Linked DNA regions of Mus musculus: region 1 is linked to region 2. A link is a loop called in an ENCODE intact Hi-C map of the cell type or tissue named here. Cell type or tissue: left cerebral cortex. All regions are shown on one strand. Region 1 overlaps Ino80 (INO80 complex subunit). Region 2 overlaps Ino80 (INO80 complex subunit).

Region 1 (8,000 bases), 62 kb before region 2:
TTATACACAGGCTTTTATTAAGATTTGCTAAATTCTGTTGACTACATATAATTTATGACTTGGATATTCTTACCTTCAATTTCCACCCTACTTTAGGCCAAGAGGCAACAACGAAAACTCAACTTCTTAATCACTCAGACAGAATTGTATGCTCATTTTATGAGTCGAAAACGTGATATGGGTCATGATGGAATCCAGGAAGAAATCTTAAGGAAACTAGAAGATAGTTCTACCCAGAGACAAATTGACATTGGTGGAGGAGTGGTGGTTAACATCACCCAAGAAGACTATGGTAAGTCCTGAGTCAGGAAGTAGTGGAAGTAGGTAGCCTTCTTTTTTCACATCAAGGTTGTGTATGTTAAAATTCTTACAGGTTTTGTCCTAATTCGTGCATAATACTGCTCAGAAATGGGAGATTTAATGCACTGGATCAAGAAAATACGTGTATTTCTGCAAAGGAAGCCTATAAAATAACTTAAGAATTTTCAGTAGAGGCCTGGGAAGAGAGAATGTTTGCCTAGCTGCACGAATCCCTGGACTTGATACCTAGCATCACATAAACCAGGTGGTAGTGATCTCACACTTCAGAAGGTTAGGCAAGAGGATCAGAAGTTGGAGGTCATCTTCAGTTACATGGTTAGAGTATTTTCATAGTGTAGTAATTAAGATCGTGTTGACCTAGAAATGCAGAATGGAAATATTTCAGAGTATCTTGAGTATTAACACATGTATAGATTTCAATTGCTTTCTCCCCACATAAATATAATTTTGAATCTGCATGTTGGTCTTGCCTATCCTGGTAATTGATATCAATTTATAAAGAAACCATAGGACTGAGAGATTGTAGATCTTAACTCCCAGTTGGGTTTTGTGTGCTGTCTTTCACTCTTGGAGACAAGAGACAGCCGCAGCTACTTTATACGTCTAGGTTCTGTTGTTTGTTTATTTTTGTTGTAGTTTTTTTGAGATAGTGTCTCACTCTGGCTGTCCTGAAACTCACTGTGTAGACCAGAGTGGCGTGGAACACACAGAAACCTACTTGCCTCTTCCTACTAAGTGCTGGCATTAAAGTTGTGTGTCACCATGCCTTACTTGTTTCTAGGTTTTTGCCCACTCCTTGTCCTTTGTTAATCTTGGGATAAATACAGTGGGAAACTGGGAATCCACTTATGTGTGGGATAAATCTTTGAAGACGTGATAATTCTAAGTGCAATAATCTACGTGTTTTCTCTTTTCAGATAGTAACCATTTTAAAGCCCAGGCCCTGAAGAATGCTGAAAATGCTTATCATATTCACCAAGCTCGAGTAAGTCTTTAAGTCAAAAGGCAGGCTGGGCATGGTGACCACACCTTTGATCCCAGCACTCAGGAAGGTAGAGTCAGATGGAGCTCCATGAGTGTGAGGCTAGCTTGGTGGACAATATCAGTTCTAGACCAGCCAAGGATACATAGTGAGACCCGTCCCAAAAAAAGGGGAGGGGGAGGCAAAGGTATATTGTAGTTATCCTAGGAAATGTGCCAGTTTCTTACTTTATTTTATTCTTTGTTCATTGTTTTCAGTTTAACACACTGGTTAGTGTGTGTGTGGTGTGTGTGTGTGTGTGTGTGTGTGTGTGTGTGTGTGTGTGTGTGTGTGTGTGTGTGTGTGTGTATATCTATGTATGTGTATGTGTTTGTGAGACTCAGACTGTATATAGGGTGAAGGCTTTCCTTACTTCAGTTACAGATGGTTCTTGCCACCATGTGGGTACTGGGACTTGAACTGGAAGATCAGCCAGTGCTTTTATTTAGTGAGCCATCCCTCAGACCCCTGCCTTTGCTTTAAACTAGTACTAATAGCTTGAGATGGCAGAATAACAAGTGTTCACTTGTATAGAATTTTTATTATTAGTAATGTTGAAAGGTTTATAGTTGAGCTACAAACTGTTTTTTGTTGTTTTGTATCCTCTTGACTAATCATGGGTTGTTTAATAAAAAAGTCTGTCAAGAGTGCTATGCCTTGTGAAAACTAAGTAACTGCTGTCTTTCACTCAAGCACTTATTTGTCCTCTGATTTCTGAGCTAGTGGTTTTAAAAAAAAGATTTACTTTTATTTTGTCTGTATGAATGTTTTGTTTACAAGTATATATTTACACTATGTGTATGGTTGGTGCCTACAGGGATCAAAAGAGAATGCCAGGTCCCCTGGAACTGGAGTAAGGTTGTTTGTGAGCTGTCATGTATGTGCTGGGAACTGAATCTAGGTCCACTGCCCTTGAGGAGCTAATGATCTTTAATAAAATTAATAATGAACTGCATATGGGCTGAAATGAGTGAAGACAGTGCAGTTCAGTGTGCTGCAGAGGAGCCTTCTACTTTGCCAGGGTTAAGACTAGCTACTGCCAGGTGTGCTGGTTTGCACCCTTAATCCCAGCACCTGGGAGGCAGAGTGGTGTAGAGGATTTCTGTAAGTTTCAGGCCAGCCTGGTGGTCTATGTACTGAGTGCCAGGGCAGCCAGGGTTATGTAGAAAGACCCTGTCTCAAAATATCAAACAAATAAACAGAATAGACACAAATTCCACTTTCACACAATTCCTTCGATTAAGTTTTGTATTAAAGCTTCTTTTGCTTTTTAATATTTACTAGATATGTTTATTTTTCAAAGCATTGACTTTGATAATAAAAGTTTTTATTTTTTTATTTTTTTATTTTTTTTTTATTTTTTTTGGTTTTTCGAGACAGGGTTTCTCTGTGTAGCCCTGGCTGTCCTGGAACTCACTTGTAGACCAGGCTAGCCTCGAACTCAGAAATCCGCCTGCCTCTGCCTCCCGAGTGCTGGGATTAAAGGCGTGCGCCACCATGCCCGGCTTTTTGGTCTTTTTTTTTTTTTTTTTTTTTTTTTTTTTTTTTGGTAAAAGTTTTTATTCAAGTAGATCATGTACTTTCATTATGGTTAACATAGTCTCCTATGTACCCAAACTCTTATATCAGAACTTGGAACAAATAGTTTTAATTAGTGAGCAACATAGCTTAGTATGGTAATAAAAACATTTTAATATAATTGTTACATTAACTCAGTAAGATATTAGAAACATTATTAGCATAGTGTAAAAATGTTGATAAATTTTATGTTAATTTAAAAAATTCTTATATATTTTTCTTGACATTTTTATTTTCCAGACAAGGTCATTTGATGAAGATGCAAAAGAAAGTCGGGCAGCTGCCCTTAGGGCAGCAGACAAGTCTGGCTCTGGGTTTGGGGAGAGTTATAGCTTAGCAAATCCATCTATCCGGGCCGGTGAGGATATTCCGCAACCCACTATTTTCAATGGCAAGTTGAAAGGTTACCAGCTGAAAGGCATGAACTGGTTAGCAAATTTATATGAACAGGTAAATTTAGAACTCTATTGAGCCTATTCTTTTTACTTTAACATCTGTTTTTCTTTTGATTAATGTAATTATGAAGTGAGTTTACCTTTAGCTTTTATTTATTTATTTTTTAAAGATTTACTTGTTTTTATTATGTCTGTAAGAATGTTTGCCTGTATTGTATGTAACTACACCATAGGCATGCAGTCTGCATGGAGATCAAAAGAGGGCATCAGATTCCTAGAACCGGAGTTAGAGCTGGGTGTGAGCCATGTGGGCAATAGAAACTGAACTTGAATCCTTTGCAAAAGCAGCGGTGCTCTTAACCACTGAGCAATTTCTCCATTTTCAAAACTTCACTATCATGTTAGAGTCAGAAAGGTATCAGTATTTCTAACTTGGATATTCTGTGTGTATCCAGTGTATATAGTATGTCTTAGATGGTCTTGGTAAACTGCATTGTTTGCTTAATATGTGCTACATTAGGTAAAGAACTGGCCTTAGTCTTGGTCTAATATATCATGAATCACACATATATCTCTAGTGTTGCTAAAAGAAACTATTGCAGTAGTGATTTAATAGTCTTGGTACTGAGTATCTCTCCAATCAATCTTTGCTGTCTTTTGAGCTCTTTTGGCATTAAGTGAAATGAATTCTAATGGGTGCAATCAGGTGTTGATCATGTGTCTCTTACTCTCTCTGTCTCTCAGGGTATTAATGGAATTCTTGCTGATGAAATGGGTCTTGGTAAAACTGTACAGAGCATTGCCCTCCTGGCCCATCTGGCTGAGGTGAGTAGATGGAATTGTCAATCTTGTTTTCCTTAACTTAGGCCTCCCCTCCCCTTTCCTCCCCTCCCTCTCATCCCCCCTACTTCCCTCTCCTCCCCACTTCTCCCTCCACCCTTCAAAACAGGGTTTCTCTGTATAGCCTTGGCTATCCTAGACCTCACTGTACAGATATGGCTGGCGTCCAACCCAGAGATCTGCCTGCCTTTTCTCCCAAGTACTGGAATTAAAGACCTGCATCACCGTCGACAATGAGCCACTTAAAAGCAGTGTTACTCTTGGTAGTATATGAAAATAGCCGAATTTGTTGCTATACCTGAAGACTTTTTTGTTGTTGTTGTTGTTTTTTCGAGACAGGGTTTCTCTGTATAGCCCTGGCTGTCCTCGAACTCACTTTGTAGACCAGGCTGGCCTGGAACTCAGAAATCTGCCTGCCTTTGCCTCCTGAGTGCTGGGATTAAAGGCGTGTGCCACCACCGCCCAGCTCAAGACGTTTTTAAAATAATGATTTATTTATTTGCATTGGTTTTTAACTGCATATATGTTTGTGTGAGGGCATTGGATCCCCTGGAACTGGAATTATAGACAGTTGTTAGCTACCACGTGGGTCCTAGGAATTAAACTCAGGTCCTCTGAAAGAGTAGCCAGTGCTTTTAACTGGAGCTATCTACAGCCCCAGACCTTTTTTGTTCTCAGTGGGGCCAAAACAGTATTTGAACAAGTATAGCTAGAATTCTTGTCTTTTACTTCCTTTTAAGAAGTACTGATATAGTGTCAAGGACTTTATGGTTGCAAGAATTAGTAGTGGAGCCAGGCGTGGTGGTGCACGTCTTTTGTCCCAGCACTCGGGAGGCAGAGGCAGGCGGATTTCTGAGTTTGAGGCCAGCCTGGTCTACAAAGTGAGTTCCAGGACAGCCAGGGCTATACAGAAAAACCCTGTCTCGAAAAACCAAAAAAAAAAAAAAAAAATTGGTAGTGGATTTCCATCACAACACTACTTTTTCTAGCCATGTCATATAGTCAGCCGACTTATCCTCTTTGAGGTGAGTCTTTAAATCTCTGGTGCCTAGTTGTCTACTTTTTCCAAATCAGAGGTAATATATACCTTACAGCAATAATTTTTCTCCCCTTCTCTTCCTCCTCCTCTTCTTCCTCTTCTCTCTCTTTTTTAAAAAGATTTATTTATTTATTTATTTATTTTATATATATGAGTACACTGTAGCTGTGCAGATGGTTGTGAGCCATCATGTGATTTCTGGAAATTCAACTCTGCTTGCTCAAGCCCGCTCTATCCCACCCAAAGATTTATTTATTATTAAATATAAGTATACTTCAGACACACCGGAAGAGGGACCTTCAGAAGAGCAGTCAGTGCTCTTAACCGCTGAGCCATCTCTCCAGCCCCTCTTTTTTTTTTTTTTTTTGAGACAGCGTTTAGTCAGGTATAACTCTAGCTGTCCTGAAACTCACTCTGTAGAACAGGTTGGCCTGAACTTAGAGACTCACCTGCCTCTGCCTCCTGAGTGCTGGGATTAAAGGACTATACTGTGGCCACCACCACTGCCACCTGGCAGATTTTATAAAATTTAAATGAGAAAATGTGTAATACATACTATGAAAAAATTAGCATTCTTCTACTTTATTAACAGTGAAATTGTGATAACATCGTAGAACAAATAAAAGTGAATTAGTATGTTACACACACATTTTTTTAAAAGATTTATTTATTTTATGTATATGAGTACACCGTTGCTATCAGACACTAGAAGAGGCCATTGGATTCTATTACAGATGGTTGTGCGCCACCATGTGATTGCTGGGAATTGAACTCAGGACCTCTTGAAGAGCAATCAGTGCTCTTAACCATTGAGCCATTTCTCCAGCTCCATGTCATGCACATGTTATGAATGAAATTAAGACCCAAAAGTCACGAGTGTCACTGCTTAGTACTTTACCTCCTTAGTGTGTCATTTTTATACTAACATTGCTTTTCATTGAAAGATATGTGTAGACACTTGGGAGATAGGCACAGTTTCTCTTGTTACAGTAATATCTATTTTTAAACTTCTCTTGTCATGGGTTGATTATTTAGGATTAAATAACTTCAGTTTTCCTACAGCAGGCTAACCTCATTTTCTGTTGCAGAGAGAAAACATTTGGGGACCTTTCTTAATAATTTCACCTGCTTCTACACTTAATAATTGGCACCAGGAGTTTACAAGATTTGTTCCTAAATTTAAGGTAAAGATCCTCTTGTTCTTTAAGATAAGCTTTCTGACCCTTGTTTACTGCTGTCTAATTGTCTTAGACTTCTGTGCTGTAGTAAACACTGTAACCGAAAGCAGCACAGAAGACAGGGTTCATTTTAGTTCACAGCTTTATATTTCATCATCCTTTAAGGAATTCTGAGCAGGAGCTCAAGCAATCGGGAACCTGGAGGCAGGTATTGAAGCAGAGGCCTTAGAACTAGTGTGCTGCTTACTGGTTTGTTCTCATAGTTTGCTCAGCCTGCCTTTTTCATCAGTCATCTATGAAGGTGTGGCCCCGCCCGCTGCAGGATAGGACCTTCCACATCTATCACTTACAGACTTGCTTAGAGGCTAATCTTGGTTTTGTTTCTTTTTCTTTTTCTTTTTTTTTTTTTTTTTTTTTGCTTTTTTGTTTTGTTTTGTTTGTTTATTTGTTTGAGACAGGGTCTCTATATGCAACCTTGTCTATCTTGAAACTCTCTATATAGACCAGGCTGGCCTTGAACTCCTAGAGATCCATTGGTCCCTACCTCCAGAGTGCTGTGAATAAAGTCCTGTGTTACCACACCTGGTATACAGGCCAATATTATGGAGGCATTTTCTCATTTTGGTTCCCTCTCTCTGTCTCCTGATTGCTGGGATGAAGGATGTGCACCCCACTCTTCTACTTTTTATTTTCAATGTGCATAGTTATGTGTGGGTAGTTGGATCTTCTAGAACTGGAGTTACAGGTGCTTGGGAACTGCCTGATACAGGTGCTGGGGACCAAACTCAGGTGCTTGAGGAGAGCAGTGGGTACTCTGAACTGCTAAGCCATCTCTTCAGCCTCCATATGTTTGTTTTCCTTGATACAGTCTTATGTGTTATATGCTGTCCTCAGACTTGTTATGTAGCCAGTGTTTCTAAGTATATATGCCACCACACAAGGTTTATGTGGCTTTAGGAATCACAGAGCTTCATGCAGGCTAGACTGTCACTGTACAAAGTGAACTACCTATCAAGTCCCTTATATCTGTATTTGCTTCATTTGTTTTCTTCTGTTTTAGAGACAGAACTATACTCTACCTCCAGTACTCCAGGAGCCTATCTTAGAATCCACTATGTTGTCCAGGCTGGCTCTGAACTTGTGATAGGTAGTCAGCCTGCTTCTGTTTCTAACTGATGGGATTCTAGGTGAAACATGACGTCTAGCTGTTTGTTTGTTTTGCTTTGTTTGTTGATAAATAGTCTGGTGTACCTGGGCTGGCTTTGAACTTGTCGAGTGACTGGGAATGACTTTGACCTCCTGATCTTCTTGCCTCAACCTGCCAAGTGCTGGAAGTGAGAGTCGTCATTCCCAGCTGCCTTATATTTCTTTCTTAGAAAAATTACTTATGAGAGTAATAAGAGAGCCAATACGTATATCTTTATACTATGTAAGTGAGAAATTCAAAGTCCAATTTAAGTTAATTATGGCATTTTCCATATCAATTGATGGTCATGGTGAAATGATAGAAATATCTATCTTGTTTCAAAGTATATTTTTCCAAATTTTACATTGTATTTTAGTCTATTCATATTAATTCATTTTTCTTAATACTCTAAAGGTAGTCTTGGTCCTGCTTATAATGGCTA
Region 2 (8,000 bases):
ATCTGTCTGTCTAGTTCATAGTTGGATCTTTTCAGTGAAAACTGGAAAGACGGGGGGCATGCCTAGTTTTCCAGAGCAACACACATATAGCTTGGTCTTTTAAGGAGTTTCTTTTTCATCATTACACCATAGAAAGAAATTGGACATGACTAACACTAGTTTTGTAGACAGATAAGTGGCTATACTGCTCTCAGAATTTCTGTCCTGCACTCAGAACATCCATTTTTGTTGTATCCTTTTCTTGTCTATGCAGGTGATTTTCTACGACAGTGACTGGAACCCCACTGTAGACCAGCAGGCCATGGATAGGGCCCACCGCTTGGGGCAAACAAAACAGGTCACTGTGTACCGGCTTATCTGTAAAGGCACAATTGAGGAGCGTATTCTGCAGAGAGCCAAGGAAAAGAGTGAGGTGAGCACGGGGAAGGAAGGGTGATCGTGCTGGAGGGACAGAAAGCAGTCAGTACTGTACCGAAATTATTTAAGACTTATATTTCATTAGGCAGACAAACTAGTGTTCTTGGTAAGCATTGGAGCCTGTACCTTACTTAGTCTTACTAGCTCCTGTGTACACTGATACCAGGAAGGGTGACATTTCAGAGTTCACCTTGGTTTGTCCCCAAAAAAATCTTCAAATTGTCCTTTCTTTGGGACAAATAATGTAGAGGAGCCAGGTCAGTGAACAAGAACTAGTGAGCCAAAGCCTCCCTTTGGAGCTGATTTCACAGGGCTGCTGCTGCTGCTGCTGTATGGGAAAGAACACATGCAGATGACATTTTAATCCACTTTGTTTAGATTCAGCGCATGGTGATTTCTGGTGGGAACTTCAAACCAGATACCTTGAAACCCAAAGAGGTGGTTAGCCTTCTTCTAGATGACGAAGAACTGGAAAAGAAACGTATGTACTTTGGCAACCGAAGTTCTGCCCTTGCCAGATTTACAGAATGAGATAAGCATTGCATATGCCAAGGCTAGAGTGAGTGTGTGTGTGCAGTGTGTATGAGTGTGTGTGCAGTGTGTATGAGTGTGTGTGTGTGTGTGTGTGTGTGTGTGTGTGTGTGTGTGTGTGTGTGTGTGTGTGTGAGATTGTGGTTACCTTCCACTATATGAGTTCCAGGTTCAAATTCTCATTGTCAGGCTTGGTAGCAAATACCTTTACCTAGTGAGTCATCTCACTGGCCCAGAAAAATATTTTACACATAATTTCAACAGCAAGCTTCTATAACTATAAAGACCCTTTGCATAGAGTTGTATATTCTGAGAATATTGAGTTTCAGATTTACCCTGAGTTCCTGTGAGTACTTCCTCACCTCTACATCTAAACTAAACTCTTTTCAAGAAGAAAAGACAAGGAAGCAACATAATTGAGTAGAATCCAGGTTTGAACCTAAAAGCTGTTGAGATACCAATAACTATTGTTCCTTATTTAGGAAAACGATATTTTCTCTTGTTTTGGCTTTTGTTTTGTTGTTGTTGTTGTTGTTTGTTTGTTTGGGTTTTGCTTTGTTTTGTTTTTTTCTGAAACAGAATTTCTTTATGTATCCTTCCTTAGCTGTTCTGGAACTAGCTCTGTAGACCAGGCTGGCCTTGAACTTATGAAATCTGCCTAGCTTTGCCTCTTGATCCCTGGGATTGAAAGCATATGCCCAGACCAAAATAAAAGTTTTTCTTAAACAAAAATTACACCTTGGGAACCAACCACAAGAGGATATGGCCCTAAGTTTCAGAGGATAACAGTTATGACTCCTACATTTTCTTGATAGTGAGACTGCGGCAGGAAGAGAAACGGCAGCAGGAGGAAAGCAACCGAGTGAAAGAACGCAAACGCAAGCGGGAGAAGTACGCAGAAAAGGTATCTCCAGATGGCTTGTGGGGGGGCCAGGCCCTGGGATAAGTTTTAGAAGCACAAAAGGCCTTTGGGTGCCATACATGCATGTATGGGCGGGCGCCTACACACATATTTGTTTTACGTAGTAAACCACAGCTTGCATCAGTTTTTCCTTCTCACGCATGCTCGTGTTGGTCCCAGTTGGACTGGACAATCAGTGATAACTGTGATAGCTAAGGGGATAATGCTACGTACATAATTAGCTTTTATAGAACTTAGTTTATGTGGTTTGCGTCAGGGTCTTTCTACTTATCCCTGCTGCCCTGGAACGCAGTGGGTAGACCAGGCTGGCCTGGAACTCAAAATATCCTCCTGTCTCTGACTCAGGAGTGTCTGACTTCTTTCATAGACTCTTTTAAAAGGACCTGGGCAAGCATGATGAGAACCACCTTTAATCCCAGCAACTGGGAGACAGAATCAGGCAGATCTCTGAGTTCCAGACCAGTCATGGCTACATAATGAGACTATCTCCAGAAAAGAAAACAGGCTGCGGTTGGATCCCTTTGCTCGTAGGCCTTTGATGGCTGGCAGCTTAGAGCTGGTCTGTTAGAGCCCCTCTCTGTGAAGAGGGGATACTTTCTACTCACTTCTTTTATAGACTTGGAAAATCCTAAAAATGAAACACAAAGTCCTCCTGGTTTGGGCTGCCATTTCTGCTCCTTCCCTGGCAGCCTCTTTCCCTCACTCTGTTCTCATATCTAACCCGTTACTTGCCACTACTCAAAATAAAAATAGCGTTAACATACAGAAACAATATCTAGGTCTGGGGGTATAGCTTAGTGTTAAAGGACTAGGGTATCATCCTTAAAAAATGGATCAGGGAGGGAGGGAGGGAAGAAGGGAGGACAGAGAACCTGTCAAAGAATAAAGGGTGGCTTTCTCACGCAGGCAGATGCAGAAATCTGTAGTTCTTTTGTGCGAGTGATAGTGTACACATGCCACAGTGGGTGTGGGAAGTCAGAGGACAACTGTAGAGCTGTTTCTCTCTTTCTACCTTTCTATGGACTGGGGTGGACTGGCATCATCCAGCTTAGGTGGCAGTCACCAGTTCCCATCGAGCCAACCGCATATGATTGTACACTCTATCTTAACCCTGCAGTAGATGTACACAATATGGCTCTGTCTGAAAAAGCCAGTGAGATGGCTCAGAAGGTAAAGACACTTGATGCCTAGCCTGATGACCTGAGTGGGATCCCAGGAATTTATGTGGTGGAACGTAATTCCCACAAGCTGTCTTCTGACTTCCGTGTGAGTGCAGTGCATGCATATGCACACATACAGTCAGTCAGTCAGTCAATGAGCGAGCCAGACTAGAAATGGGCTGTCAGGAAAGGGTATGCCTTCCTCCTCCTCTGCGAGTTTTCACTTCCTTCAAGATTCAGGGCTTGAGAAGTGGCTCAGTGGTGGAGCACTTTCCCTGAGTGTGAGAGGCCTTTAGTTCAGTCCTCAGTACACACATAACCTATACACACGAAAAATTAATTGAGCCTGCATAGTCATGCTGTCAGGAAGATGGAGAAAATTTGAGGTCAGCCTAAGCTATAGAGCAAGACCCTGTCTCAAGTCAGTGTAGGGTGTGTGCTCATGGCTTAGACAGGACAATGAGGCCACAACAGGAACTGTAACAAGTGCCAGGCTAGTCAGAGCCATATACCAAGACTCTGCCTATAATTGTTTTATTTGTTAATCTCGCTTTTCTCTTTGGGGCAAATACTCATGTTTTTATGTATTTTCTGACCTTTGTATTCCCAGAAGAAAAAGGAAGATGAGTTGGATGGGAAGAGGAGGAAAGAGGGTGTGAACCTCGTGATCCCGTTTGTTCCCTCTGCTGACAACTCCAACCTCTCCGCTGATGGGGATGATTCCTTCATCAGTGTCGACTCAGCCATGCCCAGCCCTTTCAGTGAGGTGAGCCTCTTCCTGCGTTCTACATCACAGCAGTGGGACTGCACTCTGACCTTGTGGCAGGGACATGGTGGGCAGTGTTCACTTCCAGCCTTGTAGGAAGGGTTGTATAAGGACAGGCTGACTCTCAGAGCCAAAGGCAGATGGGAGGGAGAAATGCTACATGTCCCCCAGAGCATGTTCTCACTTGAGTGTGAGGGCTGTAGCCATTGAAGTTATTAGTAAGCTCAGCCCTTCTGCTTCCAGATCTCAATCAGCAGTGAACTGCACACTGGCTCTATTCCCCCTGATGAGAGCAGCAGTGACATGTTAGTCATCGTGGATGACCCAGCCTCCTCAGCACCTCAGTCGAGAGCCACCAACTCTCCTGCTTCCATAACAGGCTCTGTGTCAGACACTGTGAATGGTAAGTGATGCTACTCTTTCATACAGCGTCAGCCTGCTCCACTGCTCAGTGGGAAGCATTCCTCTGGGGGTAAGTGAGCTCTGCTTCCTTTTAGGATACAGGATTTTATTGTTGTTGTTGTTGTTGTTGTTGTTGTTATTAACTTTTTTGTTCTGTTTTGGATGTTTTTGTTGTTGGTTGGTTGGTTGGTTGGTTGGTTTTTTTAAGACAGGGTCTCTCACATAGTGCTGGCATTTGCTATGTAGACCAGGTTGTCCTTGAACTTAATAAGAGATCCACCTGCTTCTGATTTCCACATCCTGGGATTAAAAGCATATACTACCACATCTGGCACATTTTTATTTATTGTGTGTGTGTGTGTGTGTGTGTGTGTGTGTGTGTGTGTGTGTGTGTGTGTATGTGTGTGTATACACAACGTGGAGGTCAAAGGACAGAATACAAGGATTGGTTCTCTCCTTCCACCACTGTGGTCCCAGGGATTGAATCAGCCTCTCAGGCTCACTATCAACAGCCTTTACTGCCTGACCGTCTTTCTAAGCAAAGGGAATAAGTAATGTTTAGGAGAAGCAAAATAAGAACTTGGTAAAGTTTTTTTTTTTTTTTAATTGTTTTCTAGTTATTCTGTCTTTAGTATTTCACCTTTATTTTTGCTAGCTTTTTTTTAACTTTTTACATATTGAGTATGTGTTTCTGTGTGTATGTGTGTATTCAAGTGTGTGATTGTGTGTAGGGACATGCATATGCATGTAGAAGCCAAAGGCTGACAGTGGGTGTCTTTCCTGATTGGCGTGTGTGTACGTTGGTGTGTGTGTACGTTGGTGTGTGTGTGCGTTGGTGTGTGTGTGTGTGTTGTTGTGTGTGTGCGTTGTTGTGTGTGTACGTTGGTGGGTGTGTGTGCGTTGGTGTGTGTGTGCGTTGGGGTGTGTGTGCGTTGGGGTGTGTGTGCGTTGGGGTGTGTGTGCGTTGGGTGTGTATTTGTATGGAGGCCAGAGGTTCACATCAGGCGTCTACTTCTGTCACTGTCCAGTTCTTTTGTTGTTAGGTCACTGACCCTGGTGCTCACTGCTTGAGCTAAACTGGCTGGCCAGCGAGCCCCAGGGACCCACCTGTGTCTGCCTCCCCATCCCTGTGTGTGTGCTGCCTGCTCTCACAGCCTGGAGACCAGGCTCAGGGCTCATGCTCCCATGGCAGGCACTTTCTCCAGTAGAACCGGCTCCCCAAACCCTGAATTTTGCTAGTTTTTAACTAAAGTTGGCTTTGGGGACATTTCTTTTTTGTTGTTTTATGAGGCCCAGTGTTACTACTACTGCTTTTTGATGAATCTTAATTTCAAAGCCTGAAAATAGGACTGACCATAGTGCTATGAAGGGGGAGGATAGGTAGAAACATCCTTGAAACAACCTTGGCTACATAATGAGACCCTCTCTCAAAATTTAAATTTAAAACAAAAAACAAAAAGCAACCTTAGCCATAAGATTAGAAGTGGTTCGGTGGCAGAGTGCTTGTCTAGCGTGCACTAATCCAAGACCTGGGCTCAGTGCCCAGAAGGTTGTTTTGTTTTGTTTTGTTTTGTTTTGTTTTGTTTTAAATAGAGATAGAAGTTGGTTGTTGAAGGCGGGAACACTTTAGTTTTTGAAGGAAGTCTTGGAGTTCATTTAGTGATGGGCTAGAATAAAAAGTAATAACCATGGTGGAGCCACTCCTTAGAAGGGACAACAGTAGGAAAATCATAGCTATGTTAAAAGACATCCCCAAATGTCCTCAGATCTCAGTGAGTCAGGCACCATATCCTGTGTCTATGGTCTCAGAACTCAGAATATCAGTCTGAGATTGGAGGATTACTTGAGATCGGGGGTTTTAAAAAGGTCAGCCTGAATAACATTAGGAAACCTTGTCTCAAACAAAAGAGGACCCCTTGAGAGCCAGTATTCCCTATCAGGGGTATTTGTTAGCATTTTAAGAGATTTATTTTTTTCCCTCTTGGCTATTCGTTCCCACAGGAATTTCCATTCAGGAAGTGCCAGCTGCAGGACGTGGTCACTCAGCTCGAAGCCGAGGCCGCCCCAAGGGTTCAGGAAGCACAGCCAAAGGAGCAGGCAAAGGCCGAAGCCGCAAGTCCACTGCAGGCAGTGCTGCTGCGATGGCAGGAGCCAAAGCAGGGGCTGCAGCAGCTTCTGCAGCTGCTTATGCTGCATACGGGTACAATGTGTCTAAAGGTTGGTGCAGATTGTGATCAAGGACTGTCTGAGAATCCATTTAACATAGAGTGTGCAGGATATTCCAAGCCAAAACCCGGAGACCATCTTAGGACTGAGCAGTTCTGACTCACCCTTGCACTCCTGACAAATAGCTGTCTGTGAAGTAGAAGTAGCTGTGGTCAGAGTGAACTGAAGGAGGAGCTGCACTTGAAACATCCAGTTTTTCTGCCCCTCCCCTTTAATTCTGGTTGGTTATTGTTTGCTTGTTTGTTTGTTTTTCTGGGACATTTATTTTCCAGTAATCCAAACAAGGGTAGTTAACATTTATCCAGCTACCTGGGCCATTGCCTCAGGCAGTGCACACCTAAGAGTGCATAGGGGTAGAGCTGGTAGAGCATGCATGTGCCCTTGAATGGAACAAGCCAGAAGAGAAGCACGTTGTGGAGTGGTTTATAAGCAGTATACAGATAATGGAAGGAAAGAGGCAAGCTTACTTGTGATTACAGGTCAAAAGCTGGGGAACCATGGACCTGCTATAAGAATTGTGGAGTATCATTCAGAATGGAGAAGACTGGGATTGTGTGTGAGAAAGGATTCAGACAAATGCAAGAGTTGACACCACCATGGCATATTGAGGTTCACAACACGTTATGCTGAGAAGGAGCAATGAAAGTCATGAATGAGAAGGGACTGTTGACAGGTGGAGAGAAGTAACGACTGAGATAGAGATACAGAAAGGATGATTGAAGTGAGAATGCAGGCCGTCCAAGTGCAGTAAGACAACCCACACAGAGCTGCCTCCCTTCTATGCAAAGTCTGGCCTCAGGTAGATAATAGCACACGCTCAGAATCCCAGCACCCAGGAGGCAGGTTCTAGACCAGCCAGAGTTACCCTGCTACAAACAAAAATCTCAGGTGGGCTTAGCATAGCTCATAAGTTTTGGGAGGGGAGCTTGTTTGTTAATTCTTTTTCATTTTTTTCTCATGTGCATTGGTGTTTTCCCTGCATGTATGTCTGTGTTAGAGTGGAGGAGTGTCTGGAACTGGAGTTACAGATAGCCATGAGCTGCCATGTGGATGCTGGGAATTGAACCCCGGGTCTCCTGGAAAAGCAACCAGCAGCCATCGAGTCATCTCTCCAATCCTTGTTTGTTAAGTTTTTGGGTAGAATTTAATGTATCTGAAGCTGGCCTTGTTCTCATGATGCAGACAGTGGTAACCTTTTACTTCTGATGGCTAGTAGAATTGTTAAAGCAGGGAAAGGCATACTTGTATAGAAAGTGCTTGGCCTATTGTGAGTGCTTAGTAAAAGTTGATTCCCTTCTCCTTTCTCCCATTGCAGGATCTCTGCTTTCATTATTGTTTCATTAAGGAAATAAGTAGAGTAGCCTTCCCTGCTGTTTGTTAGCCCTTTGCTAGCTCATTTGTGTCCTTGGAAAACAGTAATCACTGCAGTAATCAAAGCTGCTGTGCTGGGGCTCATCGGAGAATGAGGCAGTGTGACACAGCAGAGAAGCAGGAAGGGTACAGCAGGCAAGGAGGTAGACTGGCCTAAGAAAACCAACAGGTACTGAGAGCTAGGAATGAAAAGTGACAAGGATTG

The links. A loop is a pair of places that touch in the nucleus more often than their neighbours do. Peaks named below come from ENCODE experiments on the same cell type or tissue, not always from the same donor. Only the 100,000 strongest peaks of a DNase experiment are listed, where the experiment ranks them.
Region 1: a loop joins it to region 2, with 2.4 times the contacts of the local background. A loop is called at or near these places in 2 of 42 quality-filtered maps.

The regions. Positions count from the first base shown.
Region 1 is chr2:119,437,753-119,445,752 of GRCm38, reverse strand. It overlaps Ino80 (INO80 complex subunit), which reads left to right. Exons shown (of 36, transcript NM_026574.4): 10 at 97-292; 11 at 1,239-1,306; 12 at 3,161-3,370; 13 at 4,060-4,140; 14 at 6,283-6,378. Among named protein-coding and RNA genes, the nearest start is that of Ino80, 36 kb to the left of the region's middle. In left cerebral cortex, no CTCF peak of the experiment used is centred here; no DNase peak of the experiment used is centred here.
Region 2 is chr2:119,375,762-119,383,761 of GRCm38, reverse strand. It overlaps Ino80 (INO80 complex subunit), which reads left to right. Exons shown (of 36, transcript NM_026574.4): 30 at 254-412; 31 at 796-898; 32 at 1,764-1,852; 33 at 3,641-3,796; 34 at 4,040-4,199; 35 at 6,200-6,415. Among named protein-coding and RNA genes, the nearest start is that of Chac1, 29 kb to the right of the region's middle. In left cerebral cortex, no CTCF peak of the experiment used is centred here; a DNase peak (open chromatin) is centred at 3,999.